4 separate regions of the Mus musculus genome follow, and all the other regions are linked to region 1. A link is a loop called in an ENCODE intact Hi-C map of the cell type or tissue named here. Cell type or tissue: left cerebral cortex. All regions are shown on one strand. Links, peaks and the distances in the headings refer to the core of each region. The heading gives the core; the rest is flanking DNA. Region 1 holds the start of Sos2 (SOS Ras/Rho guanine nucleotide exchange factor 2). Region 2 overlaps Vcpkmt (valosin containing protein lysine (K) methyltransferase). Region 3 has its middle 3.4 kb from the start of Nemf. Region 4 holds the start of Vcpkmt (valosin containing protein lysine (K) methyltransferase).

The links. Hi-C counts contacts between places; a loop is a spot of excess contacts. Peaks named below come from ENCODE experiments on the same cell type or tissue, not always from the same donor. Only the 100,000 strongest peaks of a DNase experiment are listed, where the experiment ranks them.
Region 2: it touches region 1 in a loop (2.8-fold over the local background); 11 of 42 quality-filtered maps call a loop at or near these places.
Region 3: a loop joins it to region 1, with 3 times the contacts of the local background. A loop is called at or near these places in 24 of 42 quality-filtered maps.
Region 4: a loop joins it to region 1, with 2.7 times the contacts of the local background. A loop is called at or near these places in 14 of 42 quality-filtered maps.

What each region holds. Positions count from the first base shown.
Region 1 is chr12:69,679,468-69,684,692 of GRCm38, forward strand. Sos2 (SOS Ras/Rho guanine nucleotide exchange factor 2) reads right to left here and starts at 2,385. Exons shown (of 23, transcript NM_001135559.1): 1 at 2,048-2,385. The coding sequence starts at 2,134. In left cerebral cortex, for the core only: a CTCF peak has its summit at 2,796; DNase peaks (open chromatin) are centred at 1,626, 1,928, 2,411, 2,814 and 1 more place; H3K4me3 peaks cover 2,500 bases; H3K27ac peaks cover 1,217 bases.
Region 2 is chr12:69,572,530-69,577,754 of GRCm38, forward strand. Vcpkmt (valosin containing protein lysine (K) methyltransferase) reads right to left here. Exons shown (of 6, transcript NM_001033236.3): 6 at 4,206-5,225. Among named protein-coding and RNA genes, the nearest start is that of Vcpkmt, 7.9 kb to the right of the region's middle. In left cerebral cortex, for the core only: a CTCF peak has its summit at 2,178 (motif pointing left); a DNase peak (open chromatin) is centred at 2,171; H3K4me3 peaks cover 414 bases; H3K27ac peaks cover 412 bases.
Region 3 is chr12:69,357,939-69,363,163 of GRCm38, forward strand. It overlaps Rn7s2. Among named protein-coding and RNA genes, the nearest start is that of Nemf, 3.4 kb to the left of the region's middle. In left cerebral cortex, for the core only: a CTCF peak has its summit at 2,904; DNase peaks (open chromatin) are centred at 2,913 and 3,602; H3K4me3 peaks cover 774 bases; H3K27ac peaks cover 670 bases.
Region 4 is chr12:69,580,911-69,586,135 of GRCm38, forward strand. Vcpkmt (valosin containing protein lysine (K) methyltransferase) reads right to left here and starts at 2,107. Exons shown (of 6, transcript NM_001033236.3): 1 at 1,811-2,107; 2 at 1,610-1,720; 3 at 1,366-1,435; 4 at 208-327. The coding sequence starts at 2,076. It overlaps Sos2 (SOS Ras/Rho guanine nucleotide exchange factor 2), which reads right to left. Exons shown (of 23, transcript NM_001135559.1): 23 at 2,851-4,722. The coding sequence ends at 4,213. In left cerebral cortex, for the core only: a CTCF peak has its summit at 2,820; DNase peaks (open chromatin) are centred at 1,430 and 2,149; H3K4me3 peaks cover 1,115 bases; H3K27ac peaks cover 1,104 bases.

The sequences.
Region 1 (5,225 bases), core at 1,282-3,781:
TGAAAATCCACCTTTGTATTCTTAGGACCTTGTACGGGGTCAAGCACCTAAGCTGTGTTCAACAGATGGTAAAGGAATACACAAAGCTAAAATACATCACACCACATAAAATATGAATTATTATCAACTAATTTTTTTCTAAAAACATAAATGTTGTCCATGGCATGAACTTCAATTCCATAATGCTAAGTTAATAAATTAATTTTAGCTGCTTTTAACATTCACCACAGAAGATGACATTCCTCTGGATGTGTTTTTTTAATATGCAAAACACTCCATTACTATGAAGTAATATATTATCTACAAACACAACACACAAATGCACAGTTCCAGGACCAAAGCAAGAGATAGGGAATGGATATTAGTTCTGGTTTTATTTCTGATCTACTCTGAAAAATTAAATTTGTATTTATGCACCAAGGATTATGTAGAGTCTAAGCCACCTTTTGCTATCAAAATTACGAATGTGTATATACTTGCATCACATGCCAACAAGGGTCAAGCCGATACACCCATTGCCATTCTGGGAGGTAGAAGGGTTAATTACTATCCACGTATTTCCCCTTTGCGTTTGATTCAAAACAGAATTATCACTATTCAATGTGCTTTCCATTTCCACAGAGTTCTTTTTAAAGACATGATTTGGTGTGTGCCCCCAAGGAAACCAGTAATCACCTCCTTATGAGAATTATGACAATGGAAAATTTGAAATTCTGAAGAATACAAGGAAATGTTTTTACCATTAAAGTGGACTTGTCTTTCCACTCCTAGACATGTATGATGAATTCTTTTTCAAGTGCAGTTGTTGTTGTTAGTGTGAGTCTGTCTGTCTGTCCGTCTGTCTGTCTGTGAGTGTGTACGAGTGTGTGTAGGGAGTCAGTTCTCTCCTTCCCCCCTGGGTTCTGCACATGAACTCAGGAACCCAAAAGGTACTTTTACTCCTTACATCTTACATTCTCCCTCAATTGTGGTATTTTACCTAGTGGAGGTTTCTTATTAAAGTGTGTGTGTGTGATATATGTGTTAGTGGCATGTGTGTGTGTGTGTGTGTGTGTGTGTGTGTGTGTGTGTGTGTGTGGTGAGGGCCTGCATGAAGGCCAGGACAGCTTTGTGGAGTCAGTTCTCCCCTATCACCTTTACGTGGATTCCAGGAATGAAATTCAAGCCATCAAGCTTGTGTTGTTGGACCGCAAATCACCTTCCCTAACGAGTCTCTTGCTGGCCCAGAGCAACAAAGAGAATGGCATAATTACCTAACTTCATATAAGACTAGCACCAACCAATCGGAGACACGCACCCTAGCAATGTATCTAATCTCCAAAGATTGATTAGCAACGAGCCACCTCCCCCCCCCCGCCCGCCCCCGCAACTGTCCCTTAAAAGTGGTTATTGCAAGTCCTCGTCGCTGTGAAGAAACTGACCACATTTTGTGAGGCAATCTTTGTATTCAGGTAAGACTTCTGCAGGAAGTGGGGAGGCGCTTTAGATTCACCCCAAGAGCTGGAGAACGAATACTATGACTCACTGACACTTCACACATGGGAAACACACATCCATATTAGCGAAAACAGCACAGCCTCAACAGGCGAATGGGCGAGCGTAGCAAGCAAGCCGCCCGAGGCGAGCACCCCCAGCCCCAAGAACTTAATTCAAAGTAGCCTCTCGGTCCAAAATTGCGCATTTGTTTTAGAAACGAAAAAAACCAGTGGGACTCTGTGTTGCCAGAATCCAGCCTGAGGACAACGCATTGGTCAACGGCGGAAGTTGCCTGACGAAATGACTGTAAGATGAAATCCAGTTTTATGATCATAACAAAACCTTCCTTCCGGGACCAGGCCAAAAAAGAAAGTTGAGAAAACGTCCTTCGGGATGCAACAGGCAATTAGGAGCGCCCGCAGCCCGGCCAGAGAAGGCTCGGCCGCGGCACGCGGGGCGGGCGCGAGCCGTGCTCCCCGCTCCTCGCTCTCCCCGTTACAAGTTGTGCGAGCTCCGGGCCCGGCCCCCCAGCCCGTCGCCCCGCGGCACCTCCCTCGGCCCCAGCACTGACCTTCCGCAGGGCCGGGACCAATAGTCCCCGCCATTTCGGGCTGTTTTCTTCGCTGAAGAACTCGTAGGGCTGCGGCGCCTGCTGCATGGCCCCGGCCGCAGCGCCTCCGCATCGGAGGCCGGGCCGGTGGCCTGACAGGCAGGGCGCCGGCCGCCTCGCCTCGCCTCGCCCCGGCCGCCGCCTCCCGCCCGGGCCGCAGCTCCGGCCGAGCGCTCGGGGGCGGCGCCGGCGGGCGGGCGTTCGCCGAGGCTTGGCGGCCCCGCAGCCCCGAGGAAGCGCGGCGGCCCGAGGCGTCCTGCTGTCCCCGCGGCGCCGGCCCGCTGGCCCGAGGCTCCTCCTCCTTTGTCTGGGTGCGCAGCGCGGGGCACCGCCGGCCTCGCCCCCGCCCCGACTCCCGCTACGGCCGCGGCGGGCAGACAGCGGCGGCCCGCAGCGTCCTCATCGCCTCCCCCGCCCTCCGCGCAGCCGCCGCTACCGCCGCCGCCGCCGCCGCCGCCACCGCCGGGTCCGCCCGAGTCACCTCCAGAGGGCCCTCGGGGCCGAGCGGGCGCGCGTGTCCGGCGTGCACGGCACTGGCCGCCGCCGCCGCCGCCGCCCCTCCAGCCCCGCCGGCCGCCGCCGAGCGCCCGGTGCCTGCAGCGGCGGCTCGGCTCGGCTCGGCCCCGCGCTCGCTCTCCCGAGTCTCTGGAGAAGACCAGCACGGAGCATGCGCGCCGCCGAGCGGGCCGAGGCGTCTGGTGCGGGGCCCCGGGGCCGGGAGGGTAATCGGTCTCTCCTGGGAACGTGCACGGGGCGGGGTGGCTCTTCCAGACGAACTCGGCAGCGTTCCGAGTCCTGGCAGACAATCCTGATTCGGTACAGCCCTAGGGGACCCCCGAGCCCGTGACTGCAGCTCTGGGAGGCAGAACACAGATGTGGGGAGAAAAGGACATTTGGGCTGATAGGATATTTATTTAACGTGTGCTCTGTGTGGCTCCTTTGTATATTTAGGTGATAGTGGCTATTCATAAAGTCACATTGTAGGGTCATGGGAAGCTCTTAGCGCACGTTGAAGGGCCAGATGACTTCAGTTCGAGGTCTTTCACCTAGAGTCCCTATGGATCAAAAAAAAAAAAAAAAAAAAAGTATCCAAAAACTTTCAGATATTGTTCTTAGGTTAATCATGTTCAAATCCTTTCCACTTAAGGTTCTACAGAACCTGGATCCTGCGATACAGTCACACTAATTAGCATTAAAAAAAAAAAACCTAAAAATCCTCTGTCCCTATGCTTTTTTAAGTTGAAGGGGCATGTACTTTGGAAACTTTTTCACTAACCCAAATTTCATCCCACTAAAATCGCTGAACAGATTGCTCCCAACGGGCTGTAAACAGTCATGCTGCCAGCCACCGAAGTGAGGAAGGGAACAGAAGAACAGACTGGAAAAGATAACTTGTGTAGTAATTTCAGCTCCAGAATCAGTGGGTGAACATTGTTCTCCCCCAAACACAACACCATTTTGACTTCATAAAGTAAAAATGGCAACTAAATACTTAAAGAGATCGGAGGTTTCCGTTTTGTTTTGTTTTTGGTTTCTTTTTTAATCTAAGTATCCACAGTGTTTAAAAAAAAAAAAGTCCTCTGGGGCTGTCGAGGAAAAGGTACCTGCTTCGCTTCCCAAGGCTGACAACCTGCGTTCCACCCCTGGAACCCACGTGAAGGAAAGAACCGGCTTCGCAAGGTTGTTCCCTGACCTGTCTACATCTGAAATGTGGCATATGTGTGTCCTCGCACACGCGTGTGCCTACATAATAACACTAAAGTTGTTTCTAATAAAAGTTCTAAAGTTGTCTTCTAATAAATGGCCATGTTCATAGTCCCATGTACTAAATACACTCTGGTTTATAGAGAAAGCTTATTTTTCCTAAAGTTCCTAGACCCTAGCTATAAAACACGAAGCTGTCAAATTATCAGACTGCAATTGTATTTTCTCATAGGAAAGTCATTGGTGGGAAGTTTTATTCTTGGCAAAGGCTATTGGAAGGCTCCCCTGAGCTTAATCTGGCCTGAAGATGTATTTGTTTCGCCAAGTATTAAGAATTTTTAATTGGTATTACCATTTTAAAGTCGATAGCTTTTTTTTTTTCTTGTCTATTTCCAGCTTCTCTTGACAAAGATCTGGCAACAACGTGGCCTACTGCATCTATGCAAAGAAACGAGCAGGCAGTGCAGAGGCCGTCCTCTTTATAGAAGTGTGCCACCCATTTCCAGTTGGCTGTCCTCCCGATCTGGCACCGTTCCCCTTTTACGTAACCTGCCTAGCCTCTACAGGCATCGGCCCTGTGATCTCTGGGCTAGGCAAACAGAAACGGATCCACATGGTGCAAAGGGTCCAAGAATGACACCAGAGAGTTTTCCCAGCCAGACAAGTGACCATCTAAAGACAAACAGAAACTGTTGAATCCATATCTCATACTCAGGCAGAAATGCCAATAGGTCAAAGGTTTACATGTATAAAAAAGGGATTCCAAATGACCTCAGAATAAAAAAAAAAAAATAAGATGACTTTTATATATATCACAAAAATCTAGACTGACATAGATTTTTTTAATGCCTGGGGGGAAAACCCACAAGTCAAGCTAAAAGGCAATGACAAGCTAGAAACACACACACACAACTACAGCAATTCATTTTTTGAGCTAACTTCCCTGCAAATTAGTAGAATTAAACCTCAAAGGGGGGGGGGGGAATGAGAGGAAAAAGACTGAAAAAGCTATCTCACACACACACACATAAAGAGAATGGGTATCTCTTAAAAATAAACACTAAACTTCATTCATATTAAGAGAAATACAAACTTACACTGGTACCATTTTGCACCTATTAAATCAGAGAGCTTAATTATATACTATAATAGTGAAGATATGAGAAAACAGAAACTCGCTGTTTTAATGTCTAATAAGGGCAAACTACATGACATCTCTCAAAGTTTCAAAGGTACACAAATATAGCAAATTCCAGAAATATGTCCTGGAGACATACTTGCTTGTGAATGAAATCACTAAGGGACAGAGTTATCCACTGCAGCATTATTGCATCCCCCCTCACATACACGCACACACACATGCACACACACACCATTTTATTTAATGTTAGGAATACAGTATTGTTTTAATAAACGATGAGAAGTCAATAAAGTA
Region 2 (5,225 bases), core at 1,056-3,555, 110 kb before region 1:
CACACAAGTCTGGAAATGACTGCCAAGGCAGTGATGAGCCAGCACACAGACTGAAGCCCGTCCTGCAAAAGCCCGATTATCAGATGATTAAAAAGCTGAACTCAAGGTAATTCTTACTACAGAGCAGCTGTGAGGAGTGTGACAGACTGCAATTGGTGGCTTGTCGGAGCCTGAGAAAGTCTGTGGGCTCTCCGTATAGTCTGGCTTGACCTCAAGATGTCTAATCCTGTTCTGTAAGGAGGAAACGTCGGCGTTTTCAACCTTACGAATATTAAAAACATGAACCTATCATACATTAAAGTAACGTATCAGTAAAGATGTCAAAAATCAAGAGCTGTTTAATGTTTATAGTATTTTCATCAATGGGTTTAAAATCCTTCAAAAAACAGGCAGAGTGGGAGGCTCACGCCTTTAATCCCAGCACTCAGAAGGCAGAGACAGGATGGGTTCCTGTGAGTTTGAGGTCAGCCTGGGCTGCACAGGGATTTAAAAAAAAAAAAAAAAAGATTTACTGTTTTATGTATGTGAGTACACTGTTTTTAGACACACCAGAAGAGGGCACCAGATCCCATTACAGATGGTTGTGAGCCACCATGTGGTTGCTGGGAATTGAACTCAGGACCTCTGGAAGAGCAGTCGGTGCTCTTAACCGCTGAGCCATCTCTCCAGCCCCTGAAACTGTATTTCAAAAGGCCAGCGACTAAGATGTAACTTAGCTGTATAGTAATTGCCTAATGTGCACAAGGTTTAGTTATTAGTGGCACACACGCATACGTGCATACTCACATACACACACAAGCACACTTGAGGGACATAGCTCAGTGGTAGGCACTTACTTGCTCAGTGCACAAAAGGCTGGACGTTCAAAGCCCAGTACTGAAAAACAAAACAAAATGTTCACACGTCACATGCTATGTTTGTAAGTGAACAGTAATGGCTTCCCGTCACCTTTCTAAAATGGCTGACTCATTTAACTAACAGCACTGTGAACCAGTGTTCTCAACTTTTTCCTGCCTCAGCTGCCATTCCTCCATGATAGGGGAGGGACGTTGGCATGAATTCTATACGCTCAAAGGGATACCTGGATTACACAACGCAGCAGATAAAAGCAACTGGCATTGTGCAGGTTTCCCAGGTCCCCACCCGTATTTCCACTTTTGCTGTAGTGATGTTTACTGTTTGCCAGGTACTCCGGTGCACTGCGTAGAGCAAACAACTTAAACTCCCATGGGAACCTCTGCGGCCCATGATAAAACCATCCTCTATTTACATGAGGACAAGGCACAGCGTTTAAGGAACAAGATCACACAGACAGTAAAAGACAGGCTGTGGAATCAACTCTGGATGGTGCAGTCCTTGGGTTTCTGTCCCGACACACTTTATTCCAAAGGCACAGGGAGAAACCATTACCATACAGAGGACTTGTCCTAGCATATTGTACATACTAGTCACAGACTTCATCTTGTAATGAGTGACAGGGCCTCAGTGGCTGGGTGGTCTGTGTTCTGTGTCACGTGGGTCTTAAGGTTTTAACAACTTCACCTGCCTTTACCTGCCTGAGCCTTTACCGTGTTCCCACTCAGAACTGGGAAAAGGGAAACTCAGCTGTCCTATTACTTTCCCGTGGGATGTGGTTCACCCTAGGAGTACGTGATTGTGGGAGGGCCACTGACAGACAGCTTCAGTCTTCTGATGTGAAATCTGATCTTCTGTGGAAGAAGGCATGCCCATTTGGAGAACTAGTTAAAGCTGATTAGAAGTTTTAAGTCCGTAGAAGCCGCATGTCAGATATAAAGCTGAAGTTCACCTTGAACTTTATTTTTAGAACTGCACTAATTAGAACAAAGTTAGACTCGTAAAGGCCTCTTCCTTGCACAGACGGGAATCTACAGCAGAAAGGCCATTTACAAATCACAACATATGCAGCTTCGTGAGCCACATAGGTTGAACAGAATGAAACAGAAAGCTACACCAAAGACAACTTCCTGGGAAAGCCGTCTCACTCAGCTTCTGCCGTGTTTTCTCCAGCAAGGACCCTCCTAATGGGTAGACTAGTTCTGAAAATCAAATTTAATTAAAAATTTTTAAAATCTGAGGGCTGGCTGCAATTCAAAACCGAGTCTTTTCACAGCCACCTTACTAGACGCTGTTTAAAGACAAAGATGTGTAATGCCACCTACAGGGCACCTTTGGAACTACAGTCCTACTTCTATGTCCCACACTGGGTTAAAAAAAAAAAAAGGCAAACCCTTGCTCATCACATTTAGCCAGAAAGCGTGAGGAGGGGGCGAAAAGAAGCACAAGAAGACGCACCGCCATTCTGTCCTGCACTTAAATAATAATGTGGAATCAAAACCAACCCGGTGTCACCAACTATAATCCACAGACTGTTAGAAATGGGAGAAGAGTTAGGCAACCAGAGGGAGAAGGTGGAAGAGGCTCAAGTCACTGGTGAGGAGGCCTGCAATTTGCCTCTGAATTGTAGAATCCCTCCCCCAGCCTTCAGTTAACAGCGATTCTGGTTCCTAGAGTTGTTCCACAGGTTTTGAGGTTCAGCCCCTCATTCTGGGCAGGACAGGCCACTCTAACCAGAGCACTTCTCTTCCCTTCTCTCGCCCTCCCTGCTGGGAGGTAGTAGACACGGGTTTCTTTATGGTGGTGATTCTCAATTTAGGAAACATTAAAGCTATTTGGAGTCCTTCAGTACCACCACCACACCTCCTGTTTACTCCGGCTAGAATGAAGCTTGACCTTAGCATAGTGCTTGGCTTCTGCTAGCTTCCAATTTTCCAAGTGACCACACAGTCTGGTTGAAGAAACAGTCCCTACAAAGCTAGGAAGTTACAGGTTCTAGGACAGCTAGGGCTACACAGAGAAACTGTCTCCAAACACCAAAACGAAACAAAAATCCCCAAACTTAAAGCCAAAACAAACACAAACCAGTTTGGGGCTGCAATCTCTTTCCAGGTGACGTCCACCTACTCCCTGGTAAGTGGTGCTAGGCCCCGCAGCCCACAGCAACAAACCCTGCTTGCTCAAGAGGACCCCAACTCATCTCTAGCATTTCCCTGACACACTGGTAATTACTTGAAGCTGGGCAGTTGGTATACTGGTTGATGCCCAGCTAGAGGCATGACCTCACTCATCTCTTGCACCTATTTGTTTTTGAGATATGGCCATGTGTTCCTATGTGTCCCAGAATGGCCTTGAACCCATGATCCTGCCTCCACCTTCCAGGTGTGTGCTGTGCAGCTCCCCTTGGACGTACACATCGATGCTGAGCCTTCCAGCCCCCAGCTCACAGATCGATTCCCAGGTTGGCAGGTCCATCTACCCTCTGCTTCAGGGCTAACAGCAGCCGTCCTGCCCCAAGCCCTGGTCTAAACCAGCCAAGCCTCTCCCTGAGCAACACAAGCCTAAGCAGAGATACTGGCTTCCCCTTCAGCGGATGAGTTACTCCTTAGGCCCTTCTTCCAGGGGGGTCTCAACTACAGGGCTTTGCTCACCAAAAGGCCTACATGTGCCCAACACTGAACTCCTCCAAAGCAGGGCTTCTCCCAGGCTCCTGTGTGGGAAGCAGTTGGCACTGAGGGTGCCCTTTAGTTAATTAAGTCCTGCAGTAGAGCTCAGTGCTGGCCTCACTCCACAACTGGGAGTTTTAATTTCCCGCTTCATTCTGTTACAAATTCCGTCCCTCCCCAAGGTCAGGTTCCCAGAGGCAGTGATTGTGGAAGGACAGGTTCAGGAGTGGGTCTAGCTAGCAGGGAGGAGGGGAGGCAAGCAGGGTGTGGTCCCCAGGAAACTGGTACTAAGCTGCTCTGTGGGTTAAGCCAGCTGGACTTCATATGAAAGGAAGTCTGGGATCGTGGGAAGGGTGTGAGAATCTGAGGGGTCTAAGGTCAGTGTTCACTCCAGCCCCATGTTATGGAGCGAGCTGTGTACGAGCTACTGCACGCAAAGCTGCACACACTCAGCCTGTCTGCCTGGGGCAAACTGCTCCACGAGGTGCCATGCACGGACACAGTATTCTGAAAATCTAACAGCAAGCAAGCTTTAAAGGCTGAAGAAAGCTCCCAAGAAAGAATCGCTCCAAACTGACTCTTGTCTTCAAGTCTCTAAATGGAGTCGCTCTTGCTTTCTGGAAAGCAGTTGTTTGTTATAAATGTTCATCTCATCAGAGACGTCTTGGAAGCAGAGTCACAAGGTTTCAAAAACGGTGTTTATTTCAGCACATACAACGTGCCATCTAGCACCGACTGTAAACTCCAGAATACATCTGGTTACTACTTTTTGGATCTGGTGGTGGTGCTCAAGACTGACACAGTAGACTATGTGAGCAGGTGATTATTGGAACAACAAAAAAGTTGGAGACAACACAGTAAAAACCATTTGATAAATGTACACAGAACTCCATTTAAGTATGAAGCAGAAGCCTGCAACTGGCTTTCTCTCCTCACACCTCCCTGAGACAGCGCTTGGTCCCCCGTCCCCTGACTTATCTTCTTAGTGACCTAGAGCTACAGCGCCCCAGACTCCCCAGTTCACTAGTCCCCAGTTCCCCAGTTCACTCACCTACCTGTGATGGAGGGAAACACAACTCTGCCCAGTAAAGGTACAAAATAGTATTTTCAGTTTCCTTTCAAAGAACATGTTAAGTATTAAACATAACACAAAGGAAAAAGAGAAACCACTACACAACTATGTAAAAGTGAGACTGCCTCTGAACTTCACCTTAGTATTATATAATGAGAGACACTAGCACTGGAAGCTGGATTGCATCAACTTCTCTATGGTTTTGGGTTTTTGCTCCTTTCTCCCTCCCTCCTTCCTTCCTTCCTTCCTTCCTTCCTTCCTTCCTTCCTTCCTTCCTTCGAGACAGTCCTATTATGCTTGGAACCAGCTTGCCCCGTAGAGCAGGCTGGTCTGGAACTCAAGAGGGCCACCTGCTTCTGTCTCCCCTGTGCTGGTATTAAAGGCGTGCGCCACCATGACACCAGTCCTCAGAACATTCCTGTACAGTAATAGATGCCATTAGAAATTGGATCAACTGATTTTGAGCTTCTTAGAAATGTACTGAGCCAACCATGCTGCTTCAGACTTGAGGGTCTCTCAAAATTAATTTTTATTTGAGTGATTGTCAACGTTTCTTTTAAGCAGAACTTGATGCCGAACTAAGTAAACCTACGTTAGATTTCAGCCCACAGGTGGGCGGGCGGGTGGGCAGG
Region 3 (5,225 bases), core at 1,862-4,361, 320 kb before region 1:
GACAGTGGAAGGTGTGTGTGTGTGGGGGGGTGGTTGTCATGGTCATTTTTGATACAGGGTCTTTCTATGTAGCCCAGGACACCTTAGAACTCTGAATTTTCTTGTCTCTGCCTTTTTGAGTGCTGAAATTACCAACACATTTAGAAACTGGAGGAATTTTAAAATCAGTGAAACATGTATTTAAAAGTTTAAAGTCATTAGCATTCACATCGCTATAAGTTCTTAGAATGGGTGACCAAAAAAGCAAAAGAAAGCAGGGAAAGTGTCAAATTTGTATATCTAAAAACATAAGGATTTTTGTAATTACTCTGCTTTTGAGACAGGGCATGCTATATAGTCAAGGTTAGTCTAAACTCACCCTATAAGCCAGGCTGTCCTCAGTCTCCCTCTGATTCCAGCCTCATTGGTATTGGAATTGCAGGTACATACTATCATGCCCAGATAGATCATAAACCTTTAATGTTGGCAAATGTGTTAATCTAGTTTCTATTGTTGTAACAAAATACCAACAGTTAAACAATGTACAAAGTTCACAGTTTTAGCAGCTGGAACTCTGAAACTGAGTAGCCACATCTATTTCAATCTAACAAGGGCAGCCCCCCTGCTACATTCCAGCATCTTGAGGGAAGCACATGGAAAGAGAGGGGGCAGTTCCGAGGTGAGACGGAAGCAGCAGGGGTGCACGCGCCAGGCTTCTTCTTATGATAGCTTCTTCATGAGTGAAACTGGTTTCTCTCAAGAACAATAGCATTTCTGATTTTTAAAGGCTTTCACCGCTACACCTGGCACCAAGCTTCCAGCACTCGAAAGGGATCTAAAACACAGCATTTTGTAGTAAGCATCAGTTTTTTATTCTATCCTAAATACAAGTAGAAGGCTAAATGTACAGCCAAAACATATACAGAGTCTTGGACATGGGGAAATTGATAGAAAATTGTAGGATATTTAAAATCAAAGTACAACCATGTTTCAGAAGAGAGCAACAGATCTGAATCTTTTTCAGCTCTTATCAGTCTTCCTCTGAGTCAAGTGTGGAGCTCTGGGGCTCATGGAGCTTCAGTGCTTCTGTAAATGGTTTCTATTACTGTTACACCAGCCATACGTGTAGAGATATAAACAATACAACGCAGTGTCTGTGCATAGCATCCAGGGATGGACCTGACTAGGGCAGTAAGAACACGAAGAAAAAGACAGACATACAGATAAAAAAGCTGGGATCAGATGGGCTGGGCCAGTAGTTCTCAACTTTCCTAATGTTGTAACCCTTTAATAGTTTCTCATGCTGTGGTGACCCCCCCCCAACTATAAAGTTATTTTGGTTGCTACTTTATGACTGTAATTTTGCTACTCTTACGAATTACAAATATCTGTTTTCTGATGGTCTTAGGTGACTGCTGTGAAAGAGTAGTTCCAACCCTCAAAGAGGTCCAGATCCACTAGTCTGGGCTCTCCACTAAAGAAACTACAGGCACTAGGCCAAGCTCAGCATATTTAGTATTTAGAGTTGAACAGAAAGGTGGGGTCATTGCATATAGTTGAACAAGCAGGCAGGTTTACAGTATACAGCTGGATAAGGAGACAGGTTTAGCTCATTTTAGTAGTAGTCTCTGTAGGTCTTCAGGTAGTAACGTTCAGAGGGAGAAAGATACAGTGGACACTTTCTGCCACACTGTCAACATCCAGGACTGAATTAGAGGAAGACTTTGCCTTGCTTCTGAACCTCACCCTAGGTGGAAGATTTTTGCCATTCTTTCATGGATCTTAATGGGGTCTTTGGAGCCCTTGCCATGGCTTTGTCAATGTCAACAATAAATATTCACTCAGGGATTTCTCCACTCCCTATAATACAAATTTATTTTCTTAGTGTTCTGAAGGTTAGATGTCCCAAAGGGGTCTGCAGAGCTGCATCTATGTGGAGGCATGGGTGGGAATAGGGCAGGGGCGGGGCGAGGTGATGTCAGTGGTGTCTTGGGAAAATTCCTTGCATTGTCTCTCATAGCTTCCAAAGTTGCTATATTCTTTGACTGGTGATCCCAAATGGCTTCAACATGTGCTTCCAGGCCATATCTCTTTCCATAACCCCAATTCTTGTCTTTTTATAAGAACCCTTAGATTGTATTTAACCTCTCTAACTCACAACCCCAAAGTTAGAGGAATCTGTGAAGTCCTTTTGTCCCCTATGATGTCCCTTTGACTGTTTCCAGACTTTTGTTTTGTTTTGTTTTTGTTTTTGAGGAGGGAGAAATTATGCCACCACTCATGCTTGGGTTCCACAAGCTGAGAAGTTCTTCTAAAGTCTTAGAGAGGACTAAGGGGGTAGGAACGCCACGGCTAAGAAGCAAGCCAGATACTCTGATGTAGGAATTGCAGGTACAGCTAAGCCATTGTGAACCAAATTCAGGGATCTGTTTAGAAGAGAGGAAAACAAAACAATAAAATGAGATATATCAAAAATTGTTTGGTCTCTCTCTTTTTTTTTTAGTAGGGAGAGAGTAAACTTCTTGTTATTATTGTTTTGTTTTTAAAATACTCAGCATTCTTGTTGTGTCCACTTGATAAATATGTATGACTTTTAAAGTCCTTCTGTTCTTTTGCAGTCATGTGAACAGAGTCCACACATTTTGAATTTTAGTTAAAATTACTACGGTTCCTTTAGGTTTCCAGGGTTTTAAAGGTTGTTATATATTCATTTCAATAGTACTTAACATAAGTGTATATAAAAATGCTAAAAAGACATTAAAGAAAAATTTCCATAACTCAGGAACATAGACATAGGTAAATTTATAATTTACCACTAAGCGTACACTGTTAGTACTCTGTTAGAGAAAATGCTTTTTTGTCAGGCGGCTGTTCTTTACCAACCACTTTTAAATGAACTAGCAGCCCCTGCTGGTTCTTTTGACAATAACATCTTTTTATAAACACATTCTGACTATACTCCGATAGGAGTCAGTAGTGAGGCGGCCACCAGTCCATGAATATCTTGAACAAATTTGTTGTTTTAACAACGAAGGAAAGATAAAACTGGGGGGGGGGGGGGGTTTGGGGTGTGTGTGAGAGAGAAAGAGGGAATGAAAAAGATTTAAATAAAAATACGGAGATTAAGATAATTAGATAGGTATATTTTTATTGTATGACTAAATCTTTTAAACCCTAAAAATATACTTTACCTTTTTTAATGTTTAAGAGGAAAAAACACTATAATAATGGTAGTAATTTAAAGAGTGAGGGATAGAGAGCCAAAAGAGACGGGGTCTCGCTATGTTGCCCAGGCTGGAGTGCAGTGGCTATTCACAGGCGCGATCCCACTACTGATCAGCACGGGAGTTTTGACCTGCTCCGTTTCCGACCTGGGCCGGTTCACCCCTCCTTAGGCAACCTGGTGGTCCCCCGCTCCCGGGAGGTCACCATATTGATGCCGAACTTAGTGCGGACACCCGATCGGCATAGCGCACTACAGCCCAGAACTCCTGGACTCAAGCGATCCTCCTGTCTCAGCCTCCCGAGTAGCTGGGACTACAGGCGTGCGCCACCGCGCCCGGCGATCGCTGAGAGCTGCGGGGAGATACTAGAGCTTCGGCGGGCCGTGACGTCACCGGAGGCAGGGCAAAGCCTTCGCTGACACGCCCTGACACGCCCAGCTCGGGCGGTCCAGAGACTGTGATGTCACCTGGGTCCGCCTTCTTCCGCTGGAGCCTGGAGCCTTGTGTTTTATTACAAATCGTTCGTATTCTCTCAAAAACTGGTCGCGAAGGGGAAAGGAGAGGGCCTCAAACGGTTCCTCTGCATCGCGTTGCTTTCTAGGCCTGCAGTCTCCGCTATATCTCTGCATTGGAAAAATATGAGCGAACCATCTGTTCTAAATACTGTATACCATACAGTGTATAGCATGACCCCTCGTGGCAGAGGTTAGGGGTCCGAAAAGGTGTTGAAGCTAGCTGGAAGGAACGAAACTTAGAATATCTGTCTGTTCCTGGTGTTGGTCTCCTATTGTGGAGGAAAGCTAGTCCGTGGGTAGGTAGGGGTGGGCGGGGGTTCCTTACAGTTGTGTTGTCTTGCTTTTAGAACAAGCTTCCGTGAAGAAGGCATTTCCAACCATAATCAGCAGACCTTCTTTGAGTTTTCCTATTTCCCCCTCCTCTAAGGGTAATCCCTAGATTTCCGAGAAGGAAAACCAGTGGCCTCTTCTTAGCTCCGTCAAAAACAGTTGTTCCCTTGACGACTCTTTCCAACATAAAACAAAAACGGGCACCTGAAGGGGTCGACGGTGATTTTGATATAGAGCAACAAAAGACTCAGTGTAAACTAAAGAACTTATCTTAAGGAATAAAAACGAAGATGTGGCAGAAGTTTAGTTGTACCCAAAGTCTTTACCCTTATTATTATACATTTCTGTTTGATATTTTGTCCCAATGGACCACATTTCATGCTCTCTTATCATTTTGAGTTTTCACCAGTGGCACCTGAATGAAAGTGGTGTGACTTGCAGTTCTAGTTTAAAAGTAAAATAACTTCTGTCCAGGGCGGCACACCACTCCTGGAATCCCACCATGCAACAGGCGACTTGGACAGTTAAGAGTTCAAAAGCCATCTTCTACCAGAGAGAGAGAGAGAGAGAGAGAGAGAGAGAGAGCCAATGAATAGGCTGCAGCCTTCCACACCCCCACCCCTACCACTCTCCTAGTCTAGCCTAGCATGCAAACTAGGAGGAGACTTGGTGATCAGATCCAGCCCTAGGAAGAAAGAAACCAGAGTCTAAGGATGAGCCATGTTAAGCCGCTCTGTCAGCTCAGGGTTCCTACCTCTGGACAGTCAGTAATACACTTCTGCCTCGTTTAAATGACTATATTTGGGAGCCTCTGCATTGTCATAGTACGCTCTAACTCTGTGGTTCTCAATCTTCCTAATGGTGCCACTCTTTAATACAGTTCCTTGAGTTATGGTCACCCACCAATCATTAAATTATTTTGTTGCTACTTCATAAATGTAATTTTGCTACTGTTATGAATTGTGAATATCTGATTGGCAGAACATCTAATATGCAACCCACAGGTTTCGAACTACCGCACTGATTAGAGGGACATTCACAGGAGAAAAACACCCAGACAACTAGAACTCAGAAAAGTGAAGACCCAAAGGAACTCCGGCATCTACAGGGCACTTGATGTCGTGTCCCTTAAAATGTAAGAAGCGGCTAGGCATGGTGGCGCACGCCTTTAATCCCA
Region 4 (5,225 bases), core at 1,415-3,914, 98 kb before region 1:
CAGTGCAACAGTAAGGACTGTGAGAACAGCCAGCAAACCTGGCCTAGCAAGGTCAGAGACAGTGGGAGGAGGGCTGTGGAAACGTCTCCCTGGGTTCTAATCAAGAGAATGTTTCCCCCACATCACATTGCCTAAAATACCGCAGCGACCGCATCCAGCTCCCCCAGAGGGTAACTGCTACCAAGACAGACCTATTACGATACTCACCTCAAAATACTTCTTCTCAATTTCTGGATTTTTCCCCATTGTACGTTGTTCGTAACAACATATAATACAAGTTTCAGATCCACTGAGATCTTTTAATGTTTTCAGCAGTGGTTCCAAGGACTATTTAAAAAAAAAATACCATTTTCAGTTTATTACGTCAAGAGTTTCCTGTGATAGGAAAGGGTCAGGAGGTGAGTCAAACCATTCTAAACCAACAAAACAAAGCAAGGTTATCAAACAAGACTGGTAAACAACCCCTGACTACCAATAATTATACTGGTTTCTAGTTAAGTTGTACCATCACATCTTGCTAGACTTAAGTCTTACAAGTCTAATTTCACTTCATCTAAGTTAATGTGGTATTTAAACAATCAACTATTTATTCTACCAAAGCAAGCCTGACCCTAATGGTTTAAATTTAATTTTTGTTATTTTAATTATATGCACGTATTTGCCTGTGTCTAAGTATGTGCTAGTGCCTGCAGGGCCAGAAGAATTGATCTTCCTGGAGCTGGAGTTACAGGTGGCTGTGAACTGCCTGATGTGGGTACTGGGAACTGAACTTGGATCCTCTGGAAGAACTGTGTGTGCTCTTAACTGCTGACCCTTTTGATCATCAGTTGGCTCAAGGCATCAACTTAAAACTAAATACTGTCCAATACTGCATAAACTGATATGGGAAGAAAATCATTCCACAAGTCTAATAAAATGTTGTCACTGAGAATAACTAATTTTGGAGCGTCTCACTCTGTGCTGGCCTAGCATTCATGGCAATTGTGAGTGCTAGGATTCTAGGAGTGAGCCAACCTGCATTTTAATTAATTTCCAAAGTCACAGTTAGCAGTCAATGGGAAAAGAAAAACAAATGAACAAACAGACAAACAAACAGAAGGTATCTTAGTTTTCTAGAATATATGCAAATCGGAAAATCCTTTTAAATTTTTCCAAAAAGTCTCCAGTAGAATGCACGCAAGTTTTCTCAACCACCTCGCACAGGCAGGCCTGTATGCCTATCCTGAATTGTGCGAATGTGTTGCCTTTGATAGTTTAACTTCTCTTTACTGCCTCATCATCTATAGAACAAATATCCCACACCTGGAGGTGTTAAACCACGGAGAGCTGTGGGCTTTCGGACACACCAGTTCGACCACTACTCACCTCCTCATAGTATATACAGTCTGCCATCAATATGTAGTCTGGTGACATCAAGTCTTCTATGTCTTCACCCCTTAAAAATGTCAAACGTATGTCTTTAACTGATGCTCTGACGATTTAAAGTGTTCATTTTAGAAACGAGAAGCAGAAGGCTCCCCTCATATTAAGCAAGCGTTGTGTAAAATGCAATTTAAAGCCCATGTAAGCGATCGATTATCTTAAAAACAAGCTGAAAGGCCATACAAACCATTTCAGTACCTTGGCTTGAACAGAACCAGTCACAAGATGCTTGTTCATATCAATATTCATTTTCAGCAAGTCCTGCAGCTCTTCAAGATCAGTGACTATAACATCTGCCCTAAAAAAACAACCTCGTTGAGGTACAGGCGCAAGGCTGCACGCCGGTGACCTGATGCTGGGCGACCAGCGCCTTCCCGCCAGCTCTTACCCGAGGGTCGCAGCCATGAGCCCCACGGCCCCCGTGCCGGAGCCCAGCTCCAGCACCGAGCGCCGACTCAGCGCGTGGGCCCCGTCGCCAGAAAACCCCGGCGTCTCCAGGTATTTGGAAAGGACGATGGCGGCGTCCCACACAACGCAACCCACGCCCCCGGAGCCGTACTGCTGCAGCCGAAGCACTGTCCCATCCCGCTTCTCCAGAACCCGCACAAAGCTCCACAGCGGGTCCTCCACCTCCGGCTCCACGGCGGCCGCCATCCCTGCCCCGGCCCGCCGCAGGCTGCGGCACGCGGTAACGTCACGCCCACGCAGCACCCGTACCTCCCAGCGGCAGGGCGGCTGCCCAAGGCGCATGCGTGACTCTCAAAGTCCGCAGGAAGCAGCAGAACCTACCCAGGAGTGGCCCAGCTGCTGCTACAATGATAGGCACTTTAAGAAGCAAAGCGACCGACAGTGCTTATACATAGCTGGAGAACGGCTCACACAGAGCCGCTGGCGATAGATCTAGGCAGCTACCCAGGTCCTATCTAAAAATGGTTATATTCAAGAAGTTTTCCTACTGTGCTTCCTTTTCATATGAATGCATAAACGTGGTGGCTGGGAACGTGCTACTTGCTTTTAATGGTAAAGAAAAGTTAGTCCTTTTACATCCCACGGGGCCAAAAGATGGCCAGCAAGACCAAGGACTCACATAGTAGAAGGAGAGACCTGCAGGTTGGCCTGTCACATTGGATCTCTAGTATGAACACACACACACACACACACACACACACACACACACACACACGTAATAAACAGATGATAGCTATTCGTTCTTCTAGATTTTTTTCAGCTTTGTTGTTTTTTGTTTTTTTGTTTTCAGGATGGCCTCCTGTATCCCAAGTAGGTTCAAACTCTTCATACTCTTCACGTAGTCGAGTCGCCTTTAAGTCCAGATGCTTCCGTCTAACCTCCCAAGTTCTGCGATTACAGGTGCTCACCACTATTCCCAGCTTCTCCTTGCTCTTTGTGATGAAAAACAATATTGCAAATCTTTTACAAATTAAGACTGAGGTGATTTATTAATCTTGTTAAGAACTCTGATACAAAGCACAGTAAAAGGCCACAGACCAGTAGATAAACAACGTGGCTTTTGGCTACTTTACAATGGCTGCTACTGCACTATCAGCATAACATACATACCTTGATCACTTTGAATGATAGTATCCAAATGGCAAAGCTTTATCCTGATTAAAAAATTTAATAAAGCTTTTTAAAGTATTTTCTGTTTAAATATTACTAATCTGGAAAAACTTTTCAAAAATTTCAGTTAACACGAGATTAAAGACAGTTAATAGGTTTGACAATGGCAGTTGGTTCTTATGCCATAAGACACTTTTGTTCCAGACTTACAAATTAGTCAAATAGCAGATTGTATTATAGGCCTCAAGTCACTTACATTTATAGAGGTTATTAGCATTATCTTTAAATATATACAATATAAATAAACTGTACATATATGGCATATTAATTTTGTCTTCCCAAATAATAGGCAAATCATTAGCTAAACAATGATTAGCTAAACACCATACACTGCAAAACAAAAGGCACATCTTAATGAACACATGCCCTTCTTCTATAATCAGGTTATGTAGAACTGTTTATAATTTTAACAAAATAATAAACACAGTGCATTCTATTATTTCATTCTATTTTCCGTTTTTGTCTTCAGCAGCAAATACTGACATTTAAGACATGGTCTCAAAGAGTTTAAGAACAGTGGGTATTATTCCTAAGTCTCCTAGATGTAAAAACCAAACAAAATTAGAAGCTAGAAGACGGTCAGAGGGTTAAAACCCAGGACCACCACCCCATATCTTCTGCATCTGTGTAAGTTCATCACCCTAAAAAGGTATCTATCAGTCAGGCGTGAGAACGCCCTCGAGCGCTGGCTCCTCTCAGTGCCGTCTGCTAGCAGAGTCTACAGTGCAATACAGAGTCTTTATACTGGCCTAGGGCAGCACTGGGGAGCCGAGGAAGCAATGCTGCTGATCACCTGGGGGCTATGGTGAAGGGCTTTTGCATTTTAATATTTCAAATTCTTTCCTTCCTTCCTTTTCTCTCTTTTGTTTGTATTTTGACTTTTGAGACAAGGTTTTTTTGTGTAGCCCTGGCTGTCCTGGGACTTGCTCTGTAGACCAGGCTGCTCTCAAACCCTGAAGCCCACCTGCCCCTGCAACCAGGGTGCTGGGATTACAGCTGTGGGCCACTGCCATCCAACAAGTTTACTAATTCTTAAGAGCTTATTTAATCAGTAGCATTTCTGTAAAAAGTACTAAAATACTATGTCTTTTTGAATAAATTAAAAACCTTTACAAATACTATTCCAGTGTCAATGACTACATATGGCCAAGGTCATTGAGGAGTTTCTGCATTTTCCAGCAGAGGCAGTCTATACAGTGGCGGGTGGGAAAGCTCCCGTTTGTAAGTCTTTGGTGGCAGCTTTGGTAAGAGAGGGCTTGAATTCTGCCTTGGTGGGACAGGAGGAGCTGGAAGATGAGCAAGGCTGCTGTGACTGGAGCTGAGCAAGTGACAGCTGCGTGGAATCCGTGGAGAGGGCGTAGTGGGAGGAGTGCTTGGTGAGTTAGGACACGTGCTGACGTCTCTGAGCCAGTCTGGGTCTCTGTGAGGATGGCCCAGTGGAGGCGGCTGAAGATTAAATGGACAGTTTATAAAGTGTTCCGGAGGCCGAAGAGGAACTGGTGGAGGGGTATCAGGAAGAGGGTCTCTTGGAGGAGGTGGAGGTGGACTGGGCACAGGCCCATCAAATGTACCCATGAGGACAGGAACTCTTGGCTTTACCTTCGGAGGAGGGGGCTGTCTTGGTGGAATAGCAGGAGGGTCATCATCAGATTTCACAGCTCCCTAAACAGAACACAAAGGGATATGTATAGTCTCTTGGGAAATGTACAGGACAATTTAAAAAGACTGAAAACTCTTCTGTGAAAAGTTAAATCTGGAGGCTCAAATTAAATTAATGGGGTTTATTTATCAGGTTTCTAACTAAATTGCTTCCAATCAAATTCTAGGCTCAGTTTAAGATTTGGATATTTAAGATGTTATCCCTGAAACCTTAATACATAGAGCTCCATATTGTCTTGCTTTGCTTCCAACATTCCAGAAATGTATAAAACTTAATGCAACAGGTCAGTGAAAACAACACACTTCATAGATATGAAAGGACATGTTATCAACAGCATTTAATACCTAATTCTATTCACTGAGCATCTACTTCTGTTTTTCCCATGGTGCTTAGAGCAGTGGATCTCAAGTGTGATCCAGGGAGCAGCAGCGGCAGTACCAGGGGAGAATGAACGGCGCAGCACGGCCAGGCCCGGCTGCAGGCTGACAGCCTAAGGCTGCTCAAC